Regions from separate parts of the Homo sapiens genome. Here region 2 is linked to region 1. A link is an interaction called in ENCODE POLR2A ChIA-PET data of the cell type or tissue named here. Cell type or tissue: Panc1. All regions are shown on one strand.

What was found. Peaks named below come from ENCODE experiments on the same cell type or tissue, not always from the same donor. Only the 100,000 strongest peaks of a DNase experiment are listed, where the experiment ranks them.
Region 2: POLR2A ChIA-PET joins it to region 1 with 7 read pairs; 3 of 35 experiments call an interaction of 5 or more read pairs at or near these places.

The regions. Positions count from the first base shown.
Region 1 is chr7:80,487,212-80,495,211 of GRCh38, forward strand. GNAT3 (G protein subunit alpha transducin 3) reads right to left here. Exons shown (of 8, transcript NM_001102386.3): 2 at 7,394-7,436; 3 at 1,324-1,465. LOC107986812 (a long non-coding RNA gene) reads left to right here. Exons shown (of 3, transcript XR_001745252.2): 2 at 475-570. Among named protein-coding and RNA genes, the nearest start is that of GNAT3, 21 kb to the right of the region's middle. In Panc1, no CTCF peak of the experiment used is centred here; no DNase peak of the experiment used is centred here; H3K27ac peaks cover 2,389 bases.
Region 2 is chr7:80,674,602-80,682,601 of GRCh38, forward strand. It overlaps CD36 (CD36 molecule (CD36 blood group)), which reads left to right. Exons shown (of 15, transcript NM_001001548.3): 15 at 1,783-4,673. Among named protein-coding and RNA genes, the nearest start is that of CD36, 40 kb to the left of the region's middle. In Panc1, CTCF peaks have their summits at 6,856 and 7,056; no DNase peak of the experiment used is centred here.

The sequences.
Region 1 (8,000 bases):
AGATCCATAACTGAACTACACTTAAATAAGAACATGATCACTAAGTCAGAGAGAGATAAAGAATAAAAGGATCTTGGAGTTCGACTCCTCCAAGTTCCCCTTTTACACATGAGAGGGAAACTGTAGCCAGAGAGATAGATTGGAGCAAACTGTGGAGAAAGCTAGAAATGGGAATCAGTAAAATACCTGACTCCTTGCTTTATAAACTATCTGCCTGAAGGCCATACTTAGCATTTCCTTGTTCTTTGAAGAAAAGTGACAGGAAAAAGGGGGATTTCCCCTTTCTTTACATTAAGAGCACAGAAAAGGCTTTGTTTTGTTTTGTTTTTGTTTTAATTGTAATGATTTCTGGTGGTCATTTACAAGATCCAGTGGTCATTTAAAAGGTCCACTAAGCTGGGGGAGGGAGTTCAAATGACTCCTCTTTCTTTATCCTTACTATGCTTTTGCTCTCTATTTTTATTGTTTCTATAGCAAGGTTTCCAAGAATTACGTTGGTAGGCATTCAACTGGCATCCTCTGGAGGTAACCAGATGCCCAGCTGCTCCTGGAGGGGACATATGGAAGTGGGTGAGTTCTTCTTGTGGATTCTACTCCGTTACTCTTTTTTTTGGGTGGGGTCAACTGTGGTTCTTTGGATAATACTGTAAGTTTCATTTGCCAAATAATTTTATATGTCTGCCTATAAACTTTTAAAGTAAGTGGATTTCAAATATAATTTAATGTAAAATAATTAGATAGCAAAATATAAAGTAGGGAGAAAATAATTTTGTTGCTACCTTACAAACGGAACTATGACTACTTGAATATACTTGATATACAGACATTTGCTTACTCCTACAATTTGAATTCTTTTTTAAAAAAAAACTTATCAAGTAATCATTTCCCTGTTGCCACACAGACCTTGTAATCATCGTCAAACATTAATTATAATTGTTATGTTATTAAACATTTTTTAGTCTCTTTGAAATGGCATAACTAAAAAAATTAATGTAGAGATATTGCAAATTGTGTTTATGCCATAAATTCTTTTGTATTTAGCAATCACAAGCAATATTTTTATTTGTTATGGTGTATTATTTGATATTAAGTTTAATCCTCAGGAAAACAACTAATGTTGAATAATATTACAGTATATAGTAAAAAAGTTTCACTTCAAGGAAAATAAGAAATCTTACACAAAACAGAATTAATGTTTCAAAATTCATGTTTCATATTTTTAAATTTTGGATATAGATTAATACTATGAACTTATTAAGTCCTCTTATTTTATGGCTCAAACTCTATTGCAGGACATACAGCTGTCATTATTTGCATACTTACTGCACTTCTGGGATTTACATAATCAATTCCAAGGGTAGTCATGGCTTTCACAATAGCTAGGATGGATTGCAATGTATTACTGTAAATTACTGCTTTGAACTCCATGCATTCTTGCTCACTGTAACCATTCTTATGGATGATCCTATAATTTAAACATGAAAAGTTTCTGTGAGTTGAATAATTGATTGTAACACTAAAGCACATCCAACTAAGTTGCTTGAATAAAATTACAGTATATATTCATTAAAAAGGAATTTTGACCATACATATATGCTAACTCTAAACAATTTTATGCCTTTGGACTTTTATTATCATTGTCATTTATACAGTATTTTCTTTCTGGGCTACCCATGATAAATATGAAAAGACTTAGGATTTGTTATTTAAAAATACTTTTTTAAAATGGGTAAATCATAAGCATTATACTTAGAAAGTCTATTTTTTTAAGAGAAAAATTTCTAGATTCCCAGGACAAAGATATATACAGAGTTTGAAACTTGACCTTGTGTTTACAACCTGATGTCTAGAGGAAGCGAAGTCATTTAGAACATTCATGACTTTTCCTATCATGCTGAAAAATAGGAGTGCCTGCTTTCTATTTACAGCATTAACAAAGGCATCTTTTTTAGTACACGTAATTGCCCTGTTAAATTTCTTGTCAGTTCTCCATCTGTGTACGTGCCACTGAGTTATAAAAGTTGAAATGCCTGACATTTTATTTGGCTGAACTCTTCTCTACCTTCCACTCATTCAGCCAAACTCAAGATTTTACTAGTAGTTTTCGAATAATAGCTTAAAATAGATTTACCTATCAAAAGCTAAAATCGTTAGATATGCCAGTTACGTATTTTTGCATCTTTATTGTATAATTTTTTTTGTTCCTTTCTATTTTCTCTTATTGTCTTGAAGTCCTTTGTATTCATTAGGCATCTTTTTGGATGTCATATTACTAAAGATTTATATTGTGTCTACACGTATAAAGGCTTTAGCATGGGGGGAAAAGAGCATAAACACCTCTTTAATGTCTTTGAAGATATTAGAAGCTTCCTATACAAGAAATCTGAACTGAAAGGAGTAAAGGCACAGCCTATATTTGTTATTTGTTGTTTTTTATATTTGATTACAAATCATTGCTGAACTTCTACTTTAAACATGGTCATGTTTGTCTTGCTGCATTAAACCATTAAATAACTTACATAAGTAAATAAAATAGACAAAGGCTGTAGAAAAAAATGCAGTAAAATGTCTTTATGGATAGATCAAGAATAAGTTTATTAAAGAAATCCCAGTTTTCTGTCAAATTGAACTTGGAAAATTATTATTAAAATGGCAACTGTGAATAAACATGAGGCACTTAGGTTATCTTCATGAAACAAGTTCTGATTACTATGAGAAGATGAAGAAACATTTATCACAAAGAAAAATGATAAAAACAGAAGTTAAAATGTCCAGTTGAAGTGGGACTTTAAACAACATCGTTTTTCCAGGAGATGCATATATAAATTTCAGTGAGATAGAGCACTCCAACTGCAAAGTTGGTTCTGAGGTCTGTTGAAATTAATAAGCTTTTACTGTGCATTTTCTGTGACATACTGTGTTATGTGTTAAAGAAATACATTATACAAGTCTCTCCTTCCCAAAACCATAGACTAGAGCTCCTCTGTATAATACATTAGTCACTAGATGATTAATTAAAATTAAGTAAAATTAAAAATTTAGTTTCTCAATCACACTATCAACATTTCAAGTGGCTACTAAAGCCACATGTGGCTAGCAGCTGCCATATTTCAAGGCAAAATAGAGAACTTTCCTATCATCCCACAAAGTTCTGTTGAAGAGGACTGAGTTATAAGAAGGCAGAGCATATAAAGAGATTTTTAAACATTATGATAATGCATAGGAACAAACTCTGCATATAGTAAGATGCTATAGAAAAGAAAAAGTGATAAACTCTACTAGGTGTAAGGTATCAAAGAAGACATCCCGGAAGCAGTGATAATCAGCTGATTGTTCAAGGATAGTTATTCCTAGATGGTCAAAAGGAGAGAGAATCATTGTAGGAAGAAAGATCAGTATGAGCAAATAGATGCTCACAATTTTCAAGTGTTCAATATGTGCCAAGCACTATTGTAAGCACTTCATCTGTCTTATTTCTTACAATAAGCCCTTTAAAGTAGATACAATTATGATCTACATTTTATAAGTAAGAAATGTCAGCATAGATAAATTAAGCAAATACCCCCAACTTATTCAGTTAGTTTGTGATACACCTGGGCCACAAACACAATCTGATGTACAGTCCATGATCTTAGCCATGATGCTCAGCCTTCTATAGTGTGTTAGTCTACAGACTTATAAAAGGTCAGCATTAGTGAAGCAGGAAGTAGGGGAGAAATTACAGGACAGGAGGATGAAGACATCGGCAAGAACTGGGCTCCAGTGTCTTGTGTGCCATGGCAAGGAGATTGATCTTGACAGCAAGGGTGAAGAGTTGAATTCAGGAGATAAAATCAGCTTTAAATGGATCAGTTCATGGCAGTGTGGATAATGCAATGAAGGGAAGAGAAGGGAGGTAGAAGCTCCTTAGGAAGATACTGAATTAATCTAGGTCAGAAATGATGACCAATGGAGATCAATGACATGTTTGGAGACAAATTGTGTAGATGTGGCATGACTTGGTAAAAGGGTGAAGGCTTAGCATAACTATGCTGAGATTTATTGCGTTGTAGGCTGGCGTTGTTGTAATTAATTTTAGGGCGATAGAGGCCAGATGGGAGATAAGTTTAATGTTTATTCTGATTTGGACCTAGCCAGAGAATATAGCAGTAGATGTATCTGCCTCTCTAGTTTAGACAAAGTGTGTGAGTTTGAAAGAAATATTCTGAAACAGTCAGCTTGAAGATTCTGGTGAAAATCATAGAACTCTAGCAGTTTTCATTTTGATGAAGGTGCAGAGTAAGTAGAGAAGTGCCAGCATCTCCTGGTACAGTAGAGACACTAACATTTTAAATGTAGTCAGAGATAGAGTTAGAAGAATAAAGGAGATAGTTAGACGAACCGGGAAAGAGTTCTAGAAGCTGAAGAAAAGTTTTAAGTGAGAAAAGTGATGTCATCTGGAATTAACATAAGGACTTAAGGAGACTTCAAATAAAATGGCTATTCGAAGATGACATAATAAATAATCTTCGTAAGGGCAACTTCTGCAACTTACCAGAGGCAAAAGTGTGATGAAAATGGCTGAAAGTGGAAAGTAAAGAGAGCTAATTTTGATTATTTTCTACAGAAATTCTACTGAGAAAAGGAAAGACAAAGCAGAACAGGAAACTTGCTCTTTTTAAATAATAAAAGAAGTGCTCATTGTAGAAAATGTGAAAAGCCTAACAATATTAAAAAGCAAAGGTGCTTTGAACTTTAAATTCCACTATTGAGAGAAAATTTATTTGAATACTGGTAAATGCTCTCTCATTTTAAAAAAGTATCTATTTGATCATACTTGAGATTAAAATGTTCATGCACCGGGCACAGTGGCTCATGCCTGTAATCCCAGCACTTTGGAAGGCTGAAGCAGGTGGATCACTTGAGGTCAGGAGTTCGAGACCAGCCTGGCCAATGTGGTGAAACCCCAACTCTACTAAAAATACCAAAAAAAAAAAAAAAAAATTAGCTGGGCATGGTGGCAGGCACCTGTAATCCCAGCTGCTCAGAAGGCTGAGGCAGGAGAATTGCTTGAACCTGAGAGGTGGAGGTTGCAGTGAGCCAAGATTGTGCCACTGCACTCCAGCCTAGGCGACAGAGCGAGACCCTTTCTCAAATAAATAAATTAAATAAATAAATAAAATAAAATAAAAAATAAAATGTTAATGCAATTTTGTAACCTGTTTTTTTAGTAAACATAGCATTTTCTCATATTAAAACCTTCTCATATACATGAGATTAATACATGATTTGTAATAGTTATATAATATTGCAATTGAAGAATGAATAGTCCTGTAACTTTGCAACCTAATTGCTTATGTTTTATTTTAATTTGTGGCACTTTATTCTATCCCATATTTCATTATCTTAAATAGTGATATAAGCCTTTTATACAGGCTTTTATATTATTGAATTATTTTATTTTCATGCCTATGCATATTTTATTACTTTTGACAATTCTCAGAAACATATTTAGATCAATAATTTTCCCAGCTTACTATGTATATTAAAGATATTATTTTTATAAATTCTCTGTAATATATAATTTTACAAATAGCAATTAAAAATATCCATTTCTCAAAATCTCATTATTATTGGGTAATTTTTTAAAATTATTGTTTGTCAATTTACTACAATGAAAAATTACCTCATTAGTGATCTGATTTTTAACTTTTATAATAAGGTTACACTAAAATACATTATCTATTGAATTTTGTCATTTCTATACTCTCTATTCATAGCCTATCCCCATTTATGTATATTGGGAAGCTTATTGTTTTACTTAGCAATCTATGGGCCTTTATATACTAGTCACCAGTTATTTATCATATTTATTATAAATTTTTTCTTGTTCTCTAATTTTGGCTTAATTTTATTTACGGTTTACTATATTTAAAAGTTTTATTTTTTACGCAGCCAAATAATTGGTCTTTTTTTTTCTTTATTTAAGCTCATAGAGAATGGAGAAATGAAAAAAGAGAGGTTCAAGCATGATCACAGCCTGGGAGACAAGAGCAGGCAGATACTGTGGAAATGTTATAAATGAATGCCAGATGACTTAGTTGCAAGGATGGTCCTAAAAACTCAAAAATGGTGCAATCCCAGGGAACAGAATAAAGGAGCTCTGTTCTTCAGAGACAGTAGGAAAGATCAGGTGTTTGGTTGCAGATAAGTGAAGCTTAAATATTGGTTGATATAAAACTTACATGAGATTATCACATAAAAGGAAAACAGTGTCTTAGATTGAAACCAATTTCATTATTGACTGGCAGGCATCACTCCCTTATAAAATATGGCCCAAAGAACAAGATCCTTTAACATATAATTTAAAAATATGCTCAAAAATGGTCCTCCTCCTCTTCATCCTCCTCTTTCCTCCTCCTCCTCTTTCCTCTTCCTCCTCCTCTTTCCTCCTCCTCCTCCTCTTTCCTCCTCCTCCTCTTTCCTCCTCCTCCTCTTTCCTCCTCCTCCTCTTTGTTCCTCCTCCTTCTCTTTCCTCCTCCTCCTCCTCTTTCCTCCTCCACCTCTTTCCTCCTCCACCTCTTTCCTCCTCCACCTCTTTCCTCCTCCTCCTCTTTCCTCCTCCTCCTCTTTCCTCCTCCTCCTCTTTCCTCCTCCTCCTCTTTCCTCCTCCTCCTCTTTCCTCCTCCTCCTCTTTCCTCCTCCTCTCTGCACCTCCTCCTCCTTTCCTCCTCCTCCTTCTCTTCCTGCTGTTGTTGCTGCTGCTTCTGTTTCTTCTGCTTCTTCTTTTACTTCTTTTTAGCCACAATTATCCTTTAAAATTCTCTAGCAGTAACAAAGCCATGAGGTTTCACCCATTTACCTTTACTTATCAATTACCTTTTTATTCAGGTAGACACTGCATTCTTTTGTCATTATTTCCTTATTAAGGAATTCAGGTCTAGTTATTTCATTATAAAAAGGAAAAAGTAGAGAAACAAATGCAAAAATACATCACAATTCATGATAGTAATTAAGCATTTTATTCCCAGGTAGGCAAAATGCTAATGAGGTTAAAAATACTGTTTCCTCAAAAAATCAAATATATGATTGATTGACATTTTAAAATATTTACCGTTAATGATCAGATTATAAAGTCCTTGATATCCCCAGATTAATATGACTAAAATATAATGCTTTAAGCATTTGTCTTATTGAGAGGCACATTTTAAAAAATGGAAATTATAATATTATTCATCTGCTACACTTTCTGCTAAAGGATACAAGGTATATTTGCACAGGAACTATGACCACTCTATGATCCATGATTTAGAAAAGATTGTCAATCAGCATTTACAAAAGCATGTATTTTAAGAATGGTCAAATACATGGACAGACATCAAATATTAAACACTTGAGACAGATGTATACCTACTTCATTTGTTTAACAATAGTACTTTTCCCAGATTCTCCTGCTCCTGCAACATAAAAAGAGGAATATTATTAACTGATATACCAAATTTGAATAGATATTAAAAACTATCACTTTTCATGGATAATCTTTAATTTTTTTTAATAGGTTTAGGGGGTACAAGTGCAGTTTTGTTACATGGATAAACTGCATAGTGGTGAAGTCTGGTCTTTTAGTTTACCCAATATCTGAATAGTGTGCATTGTACCCAACAGGTAATTTTTTTCATTCCTCACCTCCCTCTCATGCTCTCACTTTTCCAAGTCTCCAGTGTCTATTATTCTACTCTTTATGTCCATGTGTGTGCACTGTTTAGCTCCCACTTATAAGTGAGAACATACGGTATTTGACTTTCTGTTTCTGAATTGTTTAACTTAAGATAGTGGTCTCCAGTTCCATCCATTTGCTGGCAAAGACATCAAAGACATGATTTTTTTTTTAATGGCTGAGTAGTATTCAATTATATATATCAGATTTTCTCTGTCCAATTTTCCATTGATGGACACTTAGGTTGATTCCATGACTTTGCTATTATAAATAGTGCTGCAATAAACATACAAGTGCAAGTGCC
Region 2 (8,000 bases), 190 kb after region 1:
GAAAATAGTGTTCAACATAGTAGAACCAAGTACTCAGAGTGGTGTACAAGAGTTTAGGCCTCTATGCTTTAGATATTAGTGTCCATGCACTCTTAAAGATGAATGAATGCCTGACCTTTCCTAAAGGAAAACCTTTTTTTAGTTATCACAGGTAACATTGGTGTTGCCTGTGGGGGAGAATTTTTTACTTTCTCCCTATTTTTCTTCAGCCCACCTCAAGGCAATGTAAATAAAAGCAGTATGTGTGTTATAATAACTTATTTAGTTGTTTACTGTGTGCCAGTACCATGCTAAAGAAAGATTCTTTATCTCACATGATCCCTAATACAATTTCATGATTTTCCAATAGCCTGGATTCATCAGCATCCATTCTATCTTCTAGAGATGTTCCATGAAATCATACATTTTAATTGTTTGTGACCAAAGCATAAATCAGTGAAAGTGGAATTTGGGGACCAATAATTTCCTTTTGTGAGATGGAGAGCTTGTGTTTGAAAAGGCAACCTAATTTTTGGTTCTAATCACTTCTACCACTATTTAGTCACCAAAAAGACAATAATTCTGCATCCAAACTATTTGGACAGAATGGCTTCAAAATGCTAGCCTAAAATGTTCACATTATAAAAAGTTAAATATTACCTTCAATACCTGTCAGTAGCCTACTGACAAATTATGACTAAACAAAGGTATTTGTATGACTATGTAATAGATCATCCGCTGAAAAGTAAAACAAAATAACAAAAAAACTTGTCCTAATGGGAAAGCATGCTTAATAAAAGGAAATGCAGAAGTTATAAACATGTTTTGTAAGTAAGTATTCAGAATTAAAATTATGTGATACATTTTTATGATTGCTTAATGATCCTTGGATGTCAGATTCCTTGGGTCTATTTATAGCTAAATTATAATGAAAAATTCAAGGCTTGCTGGAGCAACTTTGTCAACAAATATATTAGTTTTGCTTATATATTTGATTTTTATGTGGAAAAATTACTACCCTTTTTTACAAGCAGAGAATAAACTGTTGATTACTTGATTTACTAGATTTAGAAGAATCACAAAAGATATGTAGATTTTCTTAAGCAAAATTCAGCTCTTAATATCATAAAAATTATATCTTTGGGCAGATTTGTAAACAATAGGAACAAGTAAGAAGACAGGTATGTAAGAAGTAGCAAAGTGTAAGACGGTGGAGCTTTAATGTGTGGTTTTACTCAGGGGGTCACAAGAAAATAACCCAATGGTCCTTTTGAAAGTAGTACATACACCTTTAAATGGAACTTGGTCTGAAGGGTGTGGAAATGCTGGTCCAGGGCAGATGCACTTCAGCTACCGTTCCTTGCCTGGTGTGTGCTTGTCTTGAAGCACCCTTCTTATGTGCCTTTCTGGAATGGGAATGTGTTTTGCCCTATTGGTGAAGTCCGTTAGAGAACTTCTCTCTGCAGCTAGAGAAACTGAACTGATTAATAAAAAGTATGATATCTAAGATATACTGCCACTCTACAGGTAGTAAATGATTCTTCACATTTGTGCGCCAGCTACATCATGACCCTTGGTAATACCGACCAACAGGATGAAAATTGGATATGCTTTACTTTTACAAAGCACACCTTATCTTTTAGTTGAAGAAATGGTGGCACTATTTCTTTTTTTGCACTAAGCAACTGCACATTTCAAAAGGATTATTGAGATGTTATGAAAATCTCTACCTTGCACAAAAAAAAACCCAGCAGCTTTTAAAATTCATCATTTCCACAACTGAATTGATTTCCGTTTCTACAGACCTGGCTCAAGCACAAACCAATTTGTGTTGTTCTGATTCAATAATTGGTTTCTGGGTGGCCAATTCAGAAGAAGAGTGTACATGCTCAACAAATCCTAGGCCCTGCATTCCTGTCATCCTCATCCGGGGGAAACACCATCATCCCAGTAGCTGCCCTATTCAACTGCAACAGTCTCCAGGACCATCAGTATACTGCATTTCATGTGCACCAAATATTTTGAAAGACATTTATAAATAATTGGCTTATGACTCATATTTCTCTATGAATACCTTCATACAGCAGGTATAACTCTTTTCTTTATGGGCTTAAATATTTTGTCACTGATCCTGCAAATGGACATCATTTTAGCACACTAGCGGTTTATATTTTAAGGACCTTCATTCTCTGTTCTGCACCTCTTCTGGAAATTGAGTAAATTTTGCTTTTTTTTTTTTACTCAGTTGCAACTTACGCTTGGCATCTTCAGAATGCTTTTCTAGCATTAAGAGATGTAAATGATAAAGGAATTATTGTATGAAATATTACAAAGCGTAGACTATGCATTGTTATTCATTATAATATTTTTTGCTGTCATAATCGCCTCATAAAGACAGGTTTCAACCATTAAAATATGTTCTTCCTTAAATTCCTGTGCTTTTTCTAGTTCCTCTTGTGTCATAAAATGTTTATCCTAATTTTCTCTCTGAAGTATATTTTATCTGAATCCACATTTCTTTATAAATCCATAGTCCTTGCTGAAATATGCTTTCTAAATTTCTACCACTTTGTTCTAGGCTAATTTTTTAAGCTAATTGGATGAAGAACAAAAAGACATTTGGTTTCATCCTTTACAGCAGTAGGACAATTGCAAAGGTTTTTCCTTTTTCATAAGGAGACACATTAATAGGTAACTCTGTTTCTTGAGCAGGGGTTCACTTATTCTGAGAGCATTAGTTCTCCTAAAAAGCTCCAGCATAGAAAGGGAAGATAAACCAAATTCTAGCTTGTGTTTTACCCACAGAAGGATACAGGACAAAGGAATAGTAACTGGCCTGTTTGGATACTAAAATCGAAAATAACTTTTAGCCTCCTCCTTATGATAGCCGCCAGAGTAAATGTTGAGCATTACTACAGAAAAGCCACAAACCAAGAATCTACCTGTTTGGAAAGATCTTTTGCATCTCTGAAGGTGCTTAAAGCATACTTAGTGCCTTTCCTTTTAACTGGGAAGATAAAAGAAGTATCTGTCCAAGATATTAATATGTAAGATAACATTGTAGACATGTTCTTCTGATAATACAAGGTTTATTCTATTTGCATTAGGATATTTGTGGACATGTCCATCTAATATAAAGGAAAGTTTTTTAATCATTGAGGCATGTAGGGCTGAGTTATATAATGTAGAAACTTCTAAAGATAATTGGATGAGAATATACATATTGACCTGTATATTATGACTAATCATGACTCAGATCTTAATACAGGGATGATCTCATAGCATTTAGATATCAGAAAAGGTTTTGACCTATATGTCTTTAATATTGTTTGAATACATGTATAATCTTTATCATTCCTCAGTGTTTCATTTCTCAAATTCTGTAAAAGGAATATAAGAGGAAAGACAATTCATATACAAAGACAACGAGATTAAAAATATGCAGTAGGAAAAATAATTACTTAAGGGGAGATTTTTTTTACATGAAATCTGGGCTTTGGATGTGTGTGTGTGTGTGTGTGTGTGTGTGTGTGCACATATGCACTGTGGTGGGAGTGGGGCAACTTGGGGAATATGTTACATGTGTGACTTTGTTTTGCCCTGGCGAAGTTAATGTTGTTCAGAAAGGGTAAATGTTTGGACACTTGCAATTGCTCATGGATGAATTTATATGTTTTAGTCATAGAAAAATTGTACCCTTTGATAGAAGCACATTTTCTTTCCAAAGCTGGTTATTAACCACAGAATTATAGCAGGTATTCATAACTTAAGTTTGAAAATCAATAGCGTCTGCAAATGGATTAACAGATTAGAGAATCAACAGCATCGGAAAATAGGTTAATGCATATTGCTTCTAACAAGTGCATGAAGAAATAGAAGAAGCTATGTAGCTTTCAGTTCTGACAGAAAAGGGTGAAGGAGGGTATCATTTCAAGAAAAAAAATAGCTATCACGCAATGGTTATCTCTGAAAATATTTGTATTAAGATGTGTATACATGGCCAGGCATGGTGGCTCATGCCTGTAATCCCAGCACTTTGGGAGGCAGGTGGATCACGAGGTCAGGAGATCAAGACCATCCTGGCCAACATGGTGAAACCTCATCTCTACTAAAAATACAAAAATGAGCGGGGTGTGGTGGCCCATGCCTGTAGTCCCAGCTGCTCGGGAGACTGAATCTCTTGAGCCTGGGAAGCAGAGGTTGCAGTGAACTGAGATCGCGTCACTGCACTCCAGCCTGGTGACAGAGCGAGATTCCATCTCAAAAAAAAAAAACAGTATGCACGTACAAATTTCTTAACCTGTTATCAATGTCTGAGCTACATAATTATCTTTCTAGTTGGAGTTTGTTTTAGGTGTGTACCAACTGACATTTCAGTTTTTCTGTTTGAAGTCCAATGTATTAGTGACTCTGTGGCTGCTCTCTTCACCTGCCCCTTGTGGCCTGTCTACAATTCTAAATGGATTTTGAACTCAATGTCGTCGCTTCTGGTTTCCTGCATATACCAATAGCATTACCTATGACTTTTTTTTTCCTGAGCTATTTTCACTGAGCTGAGCTAATGAACTAAAACTGAGTTATGTTTAATATTTGTATCAAATACATAAAAGGAATACTGCTTTTTCCTTTTGTGGCTCAAAGGTAGCTGCATTTTAAAATATTTGTGAAAATAAAAACTTTTGTTATTAGAAAAATGATTTTGCTTATTTTTATTTTTGAATGTAGTTGACTTCCATATTGTTTGATATTGTTACTATAGTTTTATATGAGCTATTATCCTTTCATGACTTATTTACATATCACTCCTATTTCCTTTTTCCAACTGTTCCCAGATGCTAGTAGTACAATCTACACATTGCAAAACGTTTCATTCTGCATACTCATGAAGGGGGCTGTGACATAGGATAAATATAAATATTTTAAAATTTTCCTTTAATTACATGAATCTTAGACAAACAGCCTCAACATCACCTGGGAACTTGTTAAAAATGCAGAATCTCTGGTTCTACCTCAGACCCACTGAATCAGAATCCACAGTTTAACAGGATCTTTAAGAAATTCATAGACACTCGAAATTTTGGAAAAGCCCTGATTTAAGTCACTGAAGTTTGACTAGCTGTAAGAGTTTTATTTGACCTGTTGCTGGTATTAGTTTGATGTATTAACAGAAGGACATAAACATACTGAGATGAGGGGGAAGTTCATCAGACCTGAAAATGTTGCTATAAATATCCCACTAAGTTTTATAATTTGCCCTGTTGAGCTTGTAAATATTTTCAAACAGTAATAAAGCTAATCTATATGGCAGAGTAGAGGGTGAAGTGGTATTAAACTTTATACTCCTTTGATTTGCTGGAATGTGTTATTTGATCTACTTGACAGTATTAACGACAAATATATATACTGCATGTAAAGTAATGAATAGGTTAGGAGCAGATAAGGGATACTAAAATTGGAGACAGGTCCTAGACTTTATCTGATATAAAAATTATTCATCTGAATAAAGAGATTCTTCAGGATCCAGTAGCTTTCTGTTTTATAAATGTATACTGAATAATAGCACTGGAGTTGTACTATGAGCACAAAACTGGGCTAGACTGCTAGATGGCCTGCTTGCCACATGTCTGCAGTGGAGTAGGGAGCAGGAGCAAGGGAGGGGATAAAGAGAAGAAAATTCAAAGAGTATTTACAGTGGAGAAAGTCTATACTGTTATATAGAAAGTGAATGAGGAAGGCTGAGCACAGTGTCTCTTGCCGGTAATCCCAGCACGCTGGGAGGCCGAGGTGGGAGTATAGCTTGAGGACAGGAGTTTGTGACTAGCCTGGGCAACACAGCAAGACCCTGTCTCTACAAAAAAAATTTAAAAATTAGCTGCGTGTGATGGCATATATCTGTAGTCCCAGCTATTTGGGAGGCTGAGGCAGGAGGATCCCTTGAGCCCAGGAGTTTCAGGCTGTTGTGAGCTACGATCACACCACTGCATTCCAGCCTGGGCAACAGAGTGAAACCCCGTCTCTAAAACAAAGAGTCAATGAGGCCGGTATGAAAGAGCTGAGCTTGGAACTATCTAGGCTTAAAGTGACAGTTTGGCAGCTGTTCCTCAGCCCTAATCTTGTCTTCATTCTACATGGTTGAGGACTAGGGCATTTGTGGAAAGAGGAACCTACGTAACAGAGAAGGCTCTGAAGTAAGTGGTGAGTAATTTCACATACTCTGCCACATTAGCATTAAAGAATAGAATTCAGTTATTGGAGACTTCTGTGGAATCATCTTAGAATGGAAATACACACGAAAAGGATTTATATATCTTTGGATATAGACTAGGGAGCAGGACTCTATTTGAGAGTAGAACCAATTTGAAATACCAATGTAGGTTAATGTTGGATATGTCCTTGTAGATACTTGAAAAATTATTTTTAAATGCTGCTGTGATGAGTTTGTGAAACTATATCTATACTGGCTAATTTAGGAATGTTTCTTTATCCACTTTCATTGCCTTTCCATCTTAGCCCTGCAGCCAGCATATTCACAGTTTGTTTAGTAGAAGTACAAGTCAGCCACAAGGGCATCAGCAGAGTAATCAAATGCACAGTAGGATTACTTGGATTCTGAAATTTCTCTTGCAGATAATCTCTTGCCAGAAAGTATTGCTCTTCTATTTCTGTTTTCCATATTATTTAAGGACATTTAGCTTTGCTAATAAAGGAAACAAATGACAAACATAGATGAAACTAAGTTTAAGGAAGTAGAGTACCATGTCAGATATCAAGGAAAGCATTTATTGAACACAGGAAGAGATGGAATTGTCAAATATACTTAAGCCACTAACTGTACATAACATACTACATTTATATGGGTCAAAGAGGTGTCCCACTAGTCCCCCTGCTGGCAATATGAATAAAACAAATGACAGACATGTCTGTTCAGCAGGCCTCTGGTTCTCTACAGCTGTGGCCAGGTATACTTTCCCCTGTGTCTCTCCAATATAACAAGAATTAATTTTGACACCAGTCCCCTTCTGTATTTTGGACTCCCTTGCTTATACTCCAAATCTGGTTTTAGTAACCCCACCATTAAAAGAGAAAGTTGATGCAACAGAGAGACAGAACATATGAATATTGTGTACTTCAGGATTCATATATAGTGGGACTTTTACCCTCCTTAGTACTCTGTCCTAAACTTGTAAATCTATCTTTTCTCTTTGCCCTAGCTTCTCACTGTGCATTTGAAGTTGATCAATAAATTGTGATATTTAATAATCTTGAATTGTTCTACAATTTTTTTGTTCCTTTAGGACAGAGCTCTCGGATAGTGCCTGGTAGTGTACTTGGAGGCTAACATTCCCTTTAAGTAATTTACAGTGCAACACTATGGTTTCCATGTTGGGTTTAAATACAAAAGGTTTGTTTATAATAATTCAGCATGCAAAATATGAAGTTCAGCAGGCTTGCTAACTAAATAATGAATTATAAATATCATATGCAGTCTAAGACCTGAATGGCAAATACATTTCTTTTACCAATCATTTGATAATTGCTTGAAATCATTTAGTTGAAAAAGTCTTGAATTGGTTAAGAATTATGCATAGACAGGTCTAAGATCTGTGTGGACAAAAGGCCAAAAGAATTAGCAAGGTCTGTCTTGGGAAATGTAATAGAGAAAATCTATAGTCCTTATGGGAAGGGAAGTCTCTAAAGGTAATTATGAAATGGGCGAATTGATGTGAGGGTTTAAACATTGATACCATTAGATGAGTTAAACTTTTATAGTCAACTATTATCATTCATTGCCAGACTGTAGAACTGTCTAGTAACAAAAACTCTGTAAGTTCAATATGTATTAATAGTAGGGTTCACTTCTAAACATTAAAGCTACATTTGACTCAGTTTAATACACACGTTGAATAAAATATTTATCTGATAAAAATGTAACTAAGCAAGAAAACAGTTATTGGCAAATTTTCTGTAAAGGACCAAATAGAAAATATTTTAGGCTGTATAGGCCATACAGGCTCTGTGAC